Linked DNA regions of Homo sapiens: region 1 is linked to region 2. A link is a contact called in ENCODE POLR2A ChIA-PET data. All regions are on one chromosome and are shown on one strand. The core of a region is the stretch at or near the end of the contact, and the rest is flanking DNA. Distances in the headings are between cores, read along the strand shown. Region 1 overlaps TTC1 (tetratricopeptide repeat domain 1). Region 2 has its middle 32 kb from the start of TTC1.

What was found. ChIA-PET counts read pairs that join two places held with the same protein, here RNA polymerase II (POLR2A).
Region 1: POLR2A ChIA-PET joins it to region 2 with 14 read pairs in H1. The contact joins two enhancer-like sites. POLR2A ChIA-PET finds 5 or more read pairs at or near these places in 2 of 52 experiments (H1 and activated CD4-positive, alpha-beta T cell).

What each region holds. Positions count from the first base shown.
Region 1 is chr5:160,038,570-160,044,993 of GRCh38, forward strand. TTC1 (tetratricopeptide repeat domain 1) reads left to right here. Exons shown (of 8, transcript NM_003314.3): 5 at 4,564-4,600. It also overlaps a transcript of PWWP2A not described here. Among named protein-coding and RNA genes, the nearest start is that of TTC1, 33 kb to the left of the region's middle. RefSeq lists enhancers at 4,028-4,722, 4,723-5,417. Within about 2 kb of position 1,407, at least 2 of the 41 ENCODE cell types and tissues checked have a DNase peak (open chromatin) inside an H3K27ac peak, as active enhancers do.
Region 2 is chr5:159,973,377-159,980,300 of GRCh38, forward strand. It overlaps a transcript of ADRA1B not described here. Among named protein-coding and RNA genes, the nearest start is that of TTC1, 32 kb to the right of the region's middle. Within about 2 kb of position 2,029, at least 5 of the 41 ENCODE cell types and tissues checked have a DNase peak (open chromatin) inside an H3K27ac peak, as active enhancers do.

The DNA.
Region 1 (6,424 bases), core at 157-2,656, 65 kb after region 2:
GAGAACTCAAAAGAGCGTTGCTCTATGATTGTTGCCTGTTCAAAGAATAGTTTTGTTGGTGAAGTTTTCTGTTCTTTTAAGTTGCGTTTCTTTTTTTTTTTTTTTTTTTTTGAGACGGAGTCTCACTCTGTCACCTAGGCTGGAGTGCAGTGGTGTGATCTCGGCTCACTGCAACCTCCGCCTCCCGTGTTCAAGCGATTCTCCTGCCTCAGCCTCCTGAGTAGCTGGGATTACAAGTGCGCGCCACCACGCCAGGCTAATTTTTGTATTTTTAGTAGAGACAGAGTTTCACCATGTTGGTCAAGCTGGTCTCAAACTCCTGACCTCGTGATCCGCCCACCTCAGCTTCCCAAAGTGCTGGGATTACAGGCGTGAGCCGCCGTCCCCGGCCTTAAGTTGCATTTTTAATACTTTATGAAGACTCTAAAATGAGAGACTTGATAACTTCTAGGATTAGTACCCTGACACAATTTAAGGAGCATATTATATTCTAAGTTTTTCAAGGAAATGATGGTTTAACTGCTTTAAGAGGTAAAGATGAAGAATTTCTGAAAGGCAGGTTTGCAAGCTCAGCATCCCTGACTCAGTGCCCCTGGCCACGCTTCACATTTCATATCTGGAGAGAGAAAAGGTAACCTGGAGCTAGGGCAGAGTTTCAGCTCTAGGTCTCGCTAGCTATACAAGAGCAGAGCCCTAAAAGAGTAGGTTCTCTTTTTTTTTTTTTTTTTAACTACTGTCCTTATATATTATATACATTGTTTTATATGTATAGTTAGATTTGTTTGTCCTTATATGCTGTGTACATTTGTTTTGTCACTATATATTATGTATACTGTTTTATATAGATAGATAGCTACCTATATATAAAAATTATGAAAGAATGGTAAAGTTGTGATTTTTTTTTTTTTCCCACACACTCCACTTTGGGGACTACCATTGTAAGCAGCAGACAACACCTGGGTCCTCTGAGGTATTAGTAGACTATGAGCCTCAAACAAAAGTTTCTGCAATAAAATTCCATAATTCCTTGATTTGAGGAGACAGTGGATAAGATGCACTACAGCTTAATAATCACTTCTAGGCACACAAAGAATACCATCACAACAGTTGTACACATAAATTGTAAAGATTTATTTCTATTTCAGAAACTGTGAAATTGTGTGTCTTTGACTTATAGAAATGTGATAAGTTGAAAAAATATTGACTTATATAAAGTTATACAGATTACTTACAGGACTTCTTAGAGTTTTTGATATTTGAATTGGTATGCTGAACATTGAAAGAGAAATAAAAAAAGGTCCCAGATGACCCTGAAACCTTTTTTGTTTTGTTTATTGTGGTAAAATACAGATAACATAAAGTTGGCCATTTTAAAGTACAGTCATGAGTCACTTAACAACGGGTATACATTCTGAGAAATGTGTTATTAGGTGATTTCATCATTGTGCAAACATCATAGAGTATACTTACACAAATCTGGATGGTATGGCCTACTACACACCTAAGCTATATGGTATAACCTATTGCTCCTGGGCTACAAACCTGTACAGCATGTTTCTGCACTGAATTACTATAGGCAGTTGGAACACAATGGTAAGTATTTGTGTATCTAAAAAGAAAAGGTGCAGTAAAAATGCAGTATTTTTTAAATGGTGCATCTATATATATAGATACATAAACACACACACATATGTATACACACACACACACACATACATATACCGTGTATGCCATGAATGGATCTTGCAGGACTGGAAATTGCTCTGGGTGAGTCAGTGAGTGAGTGGTGAGTGAATGTGAAGGCCTAGGACATTACACTACTGTAGACTTCATAAATATCTTACATTTAGGCTTCACTAAATTTATTTTTTTAATTTTTCTTTAATAAATTCACCTTGGTTTACTGTGCCTTGTTTTCTTTATAAACTTTTAAATTTTTTTAAACTCTTTTATAATAACAGCCTAAAACATAAACATGTTGTACAACTACAAAAATATTTTCTTTATGTCCTTTTCTCTTCTGAGCTGGGGCAGGGTCTTGCTCTGTTGCCCAGGCTGGAGTGCAATGGCACAGTCATCGCTCACTACAGCCTTGAACTCCTGGACTCATGCGATCCTCCCACCTCAGCCTCTCCAGCAGCTGGGTAGCTGGGACTACAGACCTGCACTACCACTCCCAGCTAATTTTGTTTGGTTTTCTTTTAATTTTTTTTTTTTAATTTTTTTAGAAATGGGGTCTTGTGTTTCACAGATTAGTCTTGAACTCCTGGCCTCAAGTGGTCCTCCTGCTTTAGCCTCCCGAATCACTGGAATTATAGGCGTGAGCTACTGTGCCCAGCTATATCTTTATTCTATATACTTTTTTCTATTAAATAATTTTTTTTTTTTTTACTTTTTAAACTTTTCTGTTGAAAACTAGGATGCAAATACACACAGTAGCCTAGGCCTACACAGGATCAGGAGCATCAGTATCACTGTCTTCCAGCTCCACATCTAGTCCCACTGGAAGGTCCTCAAGAGCGACACATACATGAAACTGTCATCTCCATCTCCTATGATAAAAATGCCCTGTTCTGGAATACTTCCATACTTCCGATAGGACCTGCCTGAGGCTGTTTGACAGTACACTTTTTTTTAGTAGAAGGAGTACACTCTTAACATAATAAAAAGTAGTGTATAGTAAATACATAAACCAATAACAGCCATTTATTATCAAGTATTATGTATGTATTATGCTTTCTTTCTTTTTTTTTTTTTTTTGGAGATAGAGTTACTCTGTTGCCTAGGCTGTAGTACAATGGCGCTGTCTCAGCTCACTGCAACCTCTGCCTCCCGGTTTCAAGCAATTCTCCTGCGTCAGCCTCTTAGGTAGCTGGGATTACAGGTGTGTGCCACCATGCCCAGCTAATTTTTTTGTATTTTTTCTAGAGATGGGGTTTCACCATGTTAGCCAGGCTGGTCTTGAACTCCTGACCTCAGGTGATCCGCCCACCTTGACCTCCCAAAGTGCTGAGATTACAGGCATAAGCCACCATGCCCGGCCTGTGTTATATTTTCACATGACTTGCAGTGCAGTAGGTTTGTTTACCCCAGCATCACACCAACACCTGAGTAGTAGGTTATGCCATGATGTTATGACGGCTACTATGTCATTAGGTGATAGGAATTTTTCAGCTCCGTTATACTCCTATGGGACTACTGTTTTATACACAGTCTATCATTGATTGAAACGTCATTGTACAGTGCATGACTGTATACAATTCTGTGGATTAAAATACCTTCACAGTGTTATACAGCCAACACCACTATCTAGTTCCAGAACTTTTCCATCATCCTAAAAGGATCCTCCACACTCCTGAAACTTTTTTTTTATTTTCTGAGATGGAGTCTTGCTCTGTTGCCCAGGCTTGAGTGCAGTGTCGTGAACTCAACTTACTGCAATCTCCACCTCCTGGTTTCAAGCAATTCTCCTGCCTCAGCCTCCCAAGTAGCTGGGACTACAGGCACCCACCACCACACCCGGCTAATTTTTGTATTCTTAGCAGATACAGGGTTTCACCATGTTGGCCAGGCTGGTCTCGAACTCCTGACCTCTAGTGATCCGCCCACCTTGGTCCTCCAAAATGCTGGGATTACAGGCATGAGCCGCTGCGTCCAGCCCTGAAACTGCTTTTGATTGAATCCTGAAACAGTTTGGCTGTCACTGCTGTGAAATATTCTGCAAAATATTTAGTATTTGCTACAGTAGGCATTGTGAGAATATTGAACACTTATTTGAAATACCTTATTTCTGTAATACAAAAATTCCTAATTTCAGGAAAATGGACATTTTAGACCTGCAAGACATCTTATATAACATCCAGTCTACCCCGCTCCTATTTTAGATGAGACAAACTGAGCCCTAGAGAAGGAAAATAGCATGGGCAATGTTAAAGAGCAGGTTATTGTCAAAGCCAGGACCAGAATTCAGTTCTTTGACATCCAGTGTTCTTTCCGCTATGTCATGCTTCTAGATTCAGAAACTAATTGAGTTAGATATTTTGTTTAAGAGTTGTGTATTTTTGTTTGATCAGTGGATAAATTAAGGTTTATAACTGAGACTACATGACAAGCCACACTGTGTGTCTGTAGGTGGAGCATCTGTATACTTTCTGAAATATACCACTTTGGGGTATGATAGTATAACCACTAGCCAGAGAGGAGGGTAATTCAGTTATTCACATGTCAGTCATTTGCCCTGTTTTAGGTCACAAAGTTTCTCAGTGTCAGCATTCTAATGTAAAGTGTCTTGCAAATGTAATAGGTCAGTTAGAACAAAAGACACTTTCAGAAAAAAGCGACTTGAATAAGTGTTACCAGGAGGCCTTCAGATCAGAGCCATCCCCATCCCCGTGTTAATTTTGAGTTTTGTCTTGGAAGTAACATTCAGGTTTTTACGTAATTTCTTTGAAAACCATTCTGTATCTCCATAAGCAGTTATTAGTGATCAGATCATGTCATTAAGCCTTTGGGCCATTAAGATAAAACTAGGGCAACACATATTAATACTGTTTTTCTTTTTAGGACAAGAAAGAAATGGCCATCAATGACTGCAGCAAAGGTACAGCTTTATTATCTTATTACATGTTAACATACAGGAGCATTATGTCAGACAGAGGGGCTTTGGGTCAGGTGTGCACTTGTACATGTGTACCCTTCCTCTGGGGCCTTGCAAGAGGCAACTTTATAATTATTTTCAAAGATACTATATAATAGAGTAACTGCTTTTGAATGGATAGTTCAATCAGTTTCTCCTCTACTGGTAAATACATGAAGAAAAATTCAGTGCTCTAGCCTGGGCAACATGACAAAACCCTGTCTGTACCAAAAATACGAAAGTTAGGCATATGTGGTGGCATGCCCCTGTAGTCCCAGCTACTCGGGAGGCTGAAGTGGATCACCTGAGCCCAGGAGGTTGGGGCTGTGGTGAGCCGTGATTATGCCACTTACTCCAGCCTGGGTAACAGAGTGACCCTGTCTCCAAAAGAAAAAAGAAAACTTCAGTGCTCTCTTGGCAACAGAACTCATGGAATAGAATTTACCTCCTGTAGTCTCTGAATTACATTCTGTTGAGATTCAAAGTGAAGATCATAGCTGCTATTAGAGCATTTGGATCTGTGTGTTTTGAGAAGGGGGACAACTGTGATGAGGGACAGTTTCTGTTGGTGAATTGATAGTCTTTTCAAGTGTCATAATTCTTCCAAACCTACTTCACATCATTTTTTTTTAACCCTTTCAGATTCTACACAATGAATCAAGCCTTTGCTATATGATATCTAAGTTCTATTAAGGTCTTATCACCCCACTAACTTTTATAGGGACACCTCAGACATAGGGTCACTACAGTTTTTTTGTGTTTTGGGGTTGTTTTGTTTTGTTTTTCAAAAATTGCCTGATAGGCCAGACAGGTGCCTTGCCTTTCTCACCAACTTCATGTGAAGAATGTACATAATCACTTTTTCTTGCGGCTTAGTCTCAGAAGTTTTTCTAGCAAATCACTATTTTTGTGTTTTCTATTTTTTTAGTTTTTCTTCTTTGGATAATAGTTTCTGGGACAATTATAGAGTGCAAGAGAACCTTATATGTTATCTAGATCCCCTGTCACGCTAAGCATATATTCCCCTGCTGTTACCAAAAAGGGGTCCTGATCCAGACCCCAAGAGAGGATTCCTGGACCTCTCACAGGAAATAATTCAGGGCAAGTCCATAAAGTGAAAAAGCAAGTTTATTAGAGAAATAAAGAAACAAAAGAATGGCTACTCCATAGGCAGAGCAGCAATGTGGGCTGCTCAGTAAAGTATACTTACAGTTATTTCTCAATTATATGCTAAGCAAGGGGTGGATTACTCATGAGATTTCCAAGAATGGGGCAGAGATTTCCCAGAACTGAGGGTCCCTCCCCTTTTTAGAATATATAGGGTAACTTCTGAATGTTGCCATGGCATTTGTAAACTATTGTGGTGCTGGTGGGGATGTCTTTTAGCATGTTAATGCATTATAATTTGCATTTAGGGAGCAGTGAGGATGACCAGAGGTCACTTCCATCGCCATCTTGGCTTTGGTGGGCTTTGGCCAGCCTCTTTACTGCATCCTGTTCTGTCAGCAGGGTCTTTGTGACCTGTATCTTGTGCCAACCTCCTGTCTCATCCTGTGACTAAGAATGCCTTAACCTCCTGGGAATGCAGCCCAGTAGGTCTCAGCCTTATTTTACCCAGCCCCTATTCAAGATGGAGCCACTTTGATTCAGATGCCTCTGACACTCTAATTTTTTATTTAATTAATTTGGTGCCCTCTCTACTGGCTTTCTTTTCTTTATATTTGGTATTTCCTTATAGTATCTGAATGAAACTCTTTCTATATTATAATATAGAAGACCACTTCTGAT
Region 2 (6,924 bases), core at 779-3,278:
GGTCCTGATCCCTAGACCCAACCCCAGCTGGGGTTCCCCGGCCAGTCCCCTAAATGGGCCTGTTTCCTGAGAGATGATGAAGCTCAGGCAGAGAGAGGGGCTGGTTCCCTTCCCCTCACCTTTGCATTCCCAGGCCAGCACTCCACTGATTGTTTGCCTGTGCCCACAGAACTCGAAAAGACATCCAAACTGCAGACGTTTCTGGATAAGATATGGATCCTTGGGGCCCAGCAACATACAGGGTCACAAGAACCCTCCCAAGCTCTGCTGACTTGTGACCCTGCCTGGAAAAAAGCACTGAGGAAGGTCACACAGAAAGGTGGAGCATTCTTTGGAGTCGATAACTTGGGTTCTAGTCTCAGTCCTACTACTGATTTATTGTATGAAGAGCAGAGACTTACTTCCCTCTCTGGATCTTGGTTCCCCATCTGTGTAATGGTGGAGTTGACTCTAAGGTCTTTGCTGCCTCTGAAAGCCCCTAGTTTGAAAAGAGAATAAAGGACACTGAGCAAAATCTGAAACATTTTTCTTCAGAGATGCAGAAAAGCCTAGGAGGAACGCTCTTCCCCCATCCCATCCCTTTTTTTCTTTCTACTTTGCTTTTCTAAGTTGAGCTTCATAATTTTGCAAATGGCAAGAACCTCTTCCAATAATATTAGCACATCGATCATTCATTCTGTAGGTGATTGAGAGAGAAAATACTTAAAGGGGAAAGAGCCAGTGATTGATGTAGTTGAAAAGTATAGGGGTGTCAGGTATGGCTGGATCCAGGGGCACAAACGAGATTGTCAAGTTACTCACAGTCTCTTACTCCTTCCTGTAGCTTCCATCTTTTAGTTCTGCTTATCTTTGTGTATTACCCTAGTTTCCTTATTGCAAATGCCTTCCTCATGACATTCTTACAACTTGATATCCCCAAAAGGAGAAACAAGATTGCCCAGCAGTTCTGTCAAAAAATGAAAAAGAAAAAGAAAACCAGCTGGGTGCAGTGGCTCACGCCTGTATCCCAGCACTTTGGGAGGCCGAGACGGGTGGATCACCTGAGGTCAGGAGTTCAAGACCAGCCTGGCCAACAGGGTGAAACCTCGTCTCTACTAAAAATACAAAAAATTAGCTGGGTGTGATGGTGGGCACCTGTAATCCCAGCTATTCGGGAGGCTGAGGCAGGAGAATCGCTTGAACCCAGGGGGCGGAGGTTGCAGTGGGCCGAAATCACACCATTGCACTCCAGCCTGGGTGACAAGAGCAAGACTCCATCAAAAAAAAAAAAAAAAATCCTAGGAAGCCAGAGATTCTGTATAACAAACCCCCTTAAGACTTTGATGAAGGCTATAAACTGTTTCCATAAAAACGCACATACCAAGGAAAATTACATTTTCATTCAATTTTAGATGCCGTACCCTTGTGTAAGATCTCACTATCCATGGTTTATATGCTCTGAACTGGATTTTAGTAATTTTCTAGGCCAACTCCCTCAATTTTACACATGGGGAGACTGAGGTAAATAATTTGACTGGGTCACACCAAAGCTGTAGAACCCAGGTCTTCTGCCTCTTTGTCCAGTACCTTTTACATTCCCCTGTGCTTTGTCCAGTACCTTTTACATTCCCCTCTGCTACCATCCTGTAGTTAAGTACATCCTCCAACAGAGAGCAGTCCTCTTCTTGCCTGAATAGAGAAAAGGGGGCCCTAGGAAAAGAAAAGCCCCAACTCCATTCCCGGAGAACAAGGGATCATTTGGGGAAGTTCTGAAAACATTGTGTTAGGATCACAAATCTTCTAACAAATCTTACGCAGAAATCTGATATAAGATCAGCCCATAGTGGAGTGGAGAGAAGACAGAGCCTCCTCAGCCTCCTCCTCTTCCTGAGACACTTGCTCTGGCCTGCCCCAATCACCCTGGGGTTCCACAGAATGATGTTTAAAAATCACTGGTCTAGTGTAAGCAAATGGAATTTGGAGTCAGTAGGGCCTTGGTTCAAGTCTTGGCTCTGCATGACCTTGGGCAGTTCATCTTGCCTCTTCTGGTCTAGCAAATGGACATGATCATCACAGCCCACCAGGACACACAAAGGATTCAACGAGATCATTGTAGTATAAACACCGAAATGCAAATCACTGGGCAGATGCAAGTTATAATTTGGACCTTGGATATTTGAAGCCACAAGGCACCAAAGGCATTTCCTGAGCTGCTCAGTTCTGATGATCTCATTCATTACTGGTGTTTGGAGGTCACCCAGGCAGCATAGAGAGGCGGTAGCAGCCTCCTGTTTCTTTCCAGAAGGAAGACTGGCCAAGTAGTGGCTTACATCCCCTAGAGGGTGCTAGGGTCCAGATCTGGCCCTAGCCAGAGTCTACATTTTGCTGGCCTTTCCAAGTCACTTCCTTGTAGCCAGGCTCTAGGAGGACCCAGAGTTCATCAAGAGCCCCTCAGGCAGACAGGTCCTCTCTGTTCTGATCTCCCAACTAGCAGCAAAGCAGCCCTACTATTTCCTCTCCAGCCACCCAGACTGCTGGGTCATTGTCACCACTGAAGCATGCACAGGAATAAATCTGCCAACCCCAGTCAAGAGGCCAGTGGCTTGGCAAGTGGAATACTAGTTAATTTTCCAGACCTGGACTCAAATTCCACCTCTGCCAGTTAGTAGCTGTGTGACATTGGGCAAGTTACATCATGGGTCTAAACCTCCATTTCCTTAACTATAAAATAGAGATAATAATACTAATTACTTCATAGGGACATTGGGGGATCAAATGAGATCATGAGGCTAAAACAGTTGACACCATGCCAGGCACTTGGTGAGCATCCCATGAACAGTAGCTATTAACAGAGGTAGTCATTCTTCAATTATTTACTTGGATGTATGAAATTTGGAAAATCTGGTTATAGAGACAAAACAATTCAGGTTTTTTTGGTCAGATTCCAGGTTTTAGGACTTAGGGTCCACCGTGAAGAAGAAAGACATAAATTTATCACGGAGTAAAAGAATTTTGTTGGCTGGGTGCGGTGGCTCACACCTGTAATCCCAGCACTTCGGGAGGCTGGGTGGATCATTTGAGGTGGGTGGATCATTTGAGGCCAGCAGTTGGAGAACAGCCTGGCCTACATGTGAAACCCTGTCTCTACTAAATATATGAAAATTAGCCAGGCGTGGTGGCATGCACCTGTAATCCCAGCTACTCGGGAGGCTAAGGCAGGTAATCGCCTGAACCTGGGAATCAGAGATTGCAGTGAGCCAAGATAACTCCCAGAACGAGTTATCTCACTGTCTCAAAAAAAAAAAAAAAAATTGTCCTACAGCATGAAGACGCGTTACTTAAAAAGGTCATCAGTCCAAACTAAAAATAACATTTAAACATTTAATAAAAGTTATGGAACATTCCAGGTGACAAAACCAAAATGGGTAAGGGAAGCATACATGTGTTAGGATTAGCACATCCTGTGTCAGAAGAGATGGAGGAGGGGACCAGGACAGTGGCCCTGAGCATGCACCTGGATTCAAGGCCCAGCTCTCCTACCCAAGTCAAGCACTTACCCTCTTGAGGCCAACCACTTTGTCTGTAAATTGGGGATGCAGTTAGCACCTACTTCACAAGGTTGGGATGAATAATAAATGAGACAAAATATGAAAGAGCTTGGCACAGAGTAGACACTATTTTTATTAACTATGGGGGACCTTGTATATCCTCCATTCCAGCAGTTCTCAACTTTTCCTGAATCAGCAGTTCCTTTAAGAATGTAATAAAAGCTAAAGAAAAATGAACATAGCAAGCTCAGACTTCACCTATTATTCCCACCCCGCTAAATCTCCCAAAGGACACATGGAACCCAGGTTATAAACTTTTCAACAAATATGGCTTCCTCAATATATAGAAGAAGCCAGAGAGAACATACAAGAGTGATGAATCTTGCCCCGTGTTAGACATGTGAACACAACACGGAAGGAGACCAAGACCCAGGCTCAGGGAACTCAGCCTGGGTGAGAGGCAGCAGGTCAGCAAGCAATCCCTTCAAGTACATCAAAGGTAGAGGGTGGCCCACTGGAGTCCTCACTTGGTGAGACCCCAGTGTCAGGCTCCATCTCCCATTGGAGGGATGGGGGTGATGGTGAAGTGCTCCAGGCTCTTGCAAGGAGGTTGCCCCCCAAGATTGGTTGGATTTGGAAGAATTAGCATCCTTCCACGGTTTTCCCAGCATATACCTGGACCTGCCTTTTGAAAGTTAAGAGCCAAGAATTTGACACTTTTTTCTTTAGCTTCCCGTTGACAGCCATTCCCTTGGGCAATGAGTGGCTGACTTCCAGCCGACTTGGCTGGAGTCAGAGGTTAAGTGTCCAAGCTAATTCACTGAAGTGTGGGTGTTGGGGTGAGGAGGGGGCACACAGGTATGACCTGCCCTTATTCCCTCTCTGATCTTCTTTCCTACCATCCCAGTTTGCTACTCTTCAAATGATAGGAGCAGGGGGAGCCTCACAACTCCCAGCTCAGGGACTTTGCACTTGTTGTCCCCTCTGCCTAGAGCCCCTTCTTTCCATGTGGCTTCCTCCATCACCTCCTTCTCCTCTTTGCTCAAATGTCACCTTCTCGGTGATCATCCGATTTCTCTGACTGTCCAGGTTAAAAGTGACTTCCCTACTGCCAACACTGTCCAGCACTCCCTATTGCCCTTTCCCACTTAATTTTTCTCCATAGTACTTATCACCACCTGACATATATTTTTTAAATTTATTTATATGTGTATTGTCTGTTTCCCCACACACACACTAGAAATGTATATTCCATGAGAGTGGGGATATTTGTCTGTTTTGCTCACTGTTGTGTATTCTCAGCACTTCATGTAGTACCTGACACATTGCAGGTGTTCACTAAATATTCTTGAGTGAATAAATGTGTACTACCCTGCCATGACTGTGAAAATGCTATAATAGCAGAATAGAGTGCTATGGGAAGCACATGGCAGGGGGTCCTACCTCTAAATTGATGGAGCAGTTCTGGTCAGGGAGGGCTTCCTGTAAGAAGTGGCATCTGATGAATGTCATCTGGGACTCATTGCCTGGCAACCCTGGTGTTTCCATAGTTAGTGCTCTCCCTTGTGCTCCTAAGTGGGGATGGAGTCTGAAGGCCTGCCGTCTGATTCTGGCTCAGCCCCTAAGTCCCTGGCCCTCTCTAGGGCTCTGTCTATTATCTGTACTAAGCCAGAGACAATAGCTAAGCTCTGTGGATCTGTCACTCCAGCTTTTGTTCTCCCCTCCTCGTTGCACAGTCCTCAGATAAGCTATCTTTGGAGACAACTTCATTGGGATTAGTAAGACAAACAGCTTTGGCCCTTGCTCATGGCCTTATTCAGAGAAACAGCATCTTCACAAGAGATTTACAAAACTGCTTGGGAGCAGAGGAAAACGCTAAAACCTAGTGAATGCTCTCAAATATTGTGTCAGCCACTACTGTCAGAAGCATGCTATGTCCTCACCAAACAGCACCTGAAACCCAATCAAGCACGGACACCCGTACAGTACTTCATGCACTCATTTGTTTTTTCATTCATTCATTCTACAAGCTATTCTTAAACACCTACACAAAGCTTGGAGCCAAGGACTTGAGCAAACCCTGTCTTTGCTCTCATGAAAATTTCATTCTGAAAGGGGAGCTTGTACAGTCATTCAAAATGGCCAGACGTAGTGGCTCACAACTGTAATCTCAGCACTTTGGGAGGCCGAGGCAAGAGGATTGCTTGAGGCCAGTACTTTGAGACCAGCCTGGGCAACACAGTAAGACCCTATCTCTACAAAAAAAAATTAATTTAGAAAAACCTTACATACAAGGTAGAAAGACGTTTGTGTAACACACGAGTTAAGTATTAGAACCATAGAATCAGCTAGAACTGGGTGACAATCCTGATTTTCCCATTTATTAGTTGTGTCTTCTTGGGCATGTCTCCTATCCTCTGAGAGGGTCAGTTTTCTTATTCTGGAAAATGAGAATAATACCTATCTTAAAAGGTTGTCATGAAGATCAGTTACACTTGGGATGTAGCATGTTTAGTACAGTACCTGGCACATGGTACTTGTTCAGTAGATGGAAGTTATTAAGCACCATTGTAGGCATACCAATAAAGGGCTTTGGGAATCCAAGGGTTCATGTCCATTTGCACAGAATCAGAAAGACTTCATGGAGGAAGTGGCATCTGAGATGGGTCTAAAAGATGTGGCTGGCTGGGCATGGTGGCTCACACCTGTAATCCCAACACTTTGGAGGCCGTGGAGGGCGGATCACCGGAGGTCAGGAGTTCGAGACCAGACTGGCCAACATGGTGAAACCCCATCTCTACTAAAAATACAAAAATCAGCTAGGCGTGGTGGCACCTGCCTGTAAACTCAGCTACTCTGGAGGCTGAGGCAGGAGAGTCACTTGAACCTGGGAGAAGAAAGTTGCAGTGAGCCAAGATCGTGCCACTGTACTCCAGCCTGGGCAACAGAGCAAGACTCCGTCAAAAGAAAAAAAAAACATGTGGCCAAGTAGAGAGGGCAAGAAGGAGAGCAGAGGAGACAAAGCATGATGAGGAAGAGGAGAAGATGGGGCTGGGAAAGGAAGCCAGAGGCAGATCAAGGCAGCAGAAGGAGCCCCACCAATGTAAGCGGACCATCGTGTGTGGAGAGCCTAAGATTTGCCATAGAAGAGGGAAAGTCGTGTTTCATGGGGTCCACTGGGCAGCAAAAGAGAAAGGTGGAAGGAGGGACTCCAGGCTAGGAGGGTGGTTAGGGGGCCCTGACAACTGGCCAGAAATGAGGATTCAAGCAGGGAGTTTCAAGGTGAGATCTGTGAAAGGTGGCTGGATCGGTGGTCACAGAACTGACCCAAGAGTTTCCATGTCCATAGAGTTGCCCCATTACGGTTTTCATGTGACAGGCTGAACAGGTACAATAA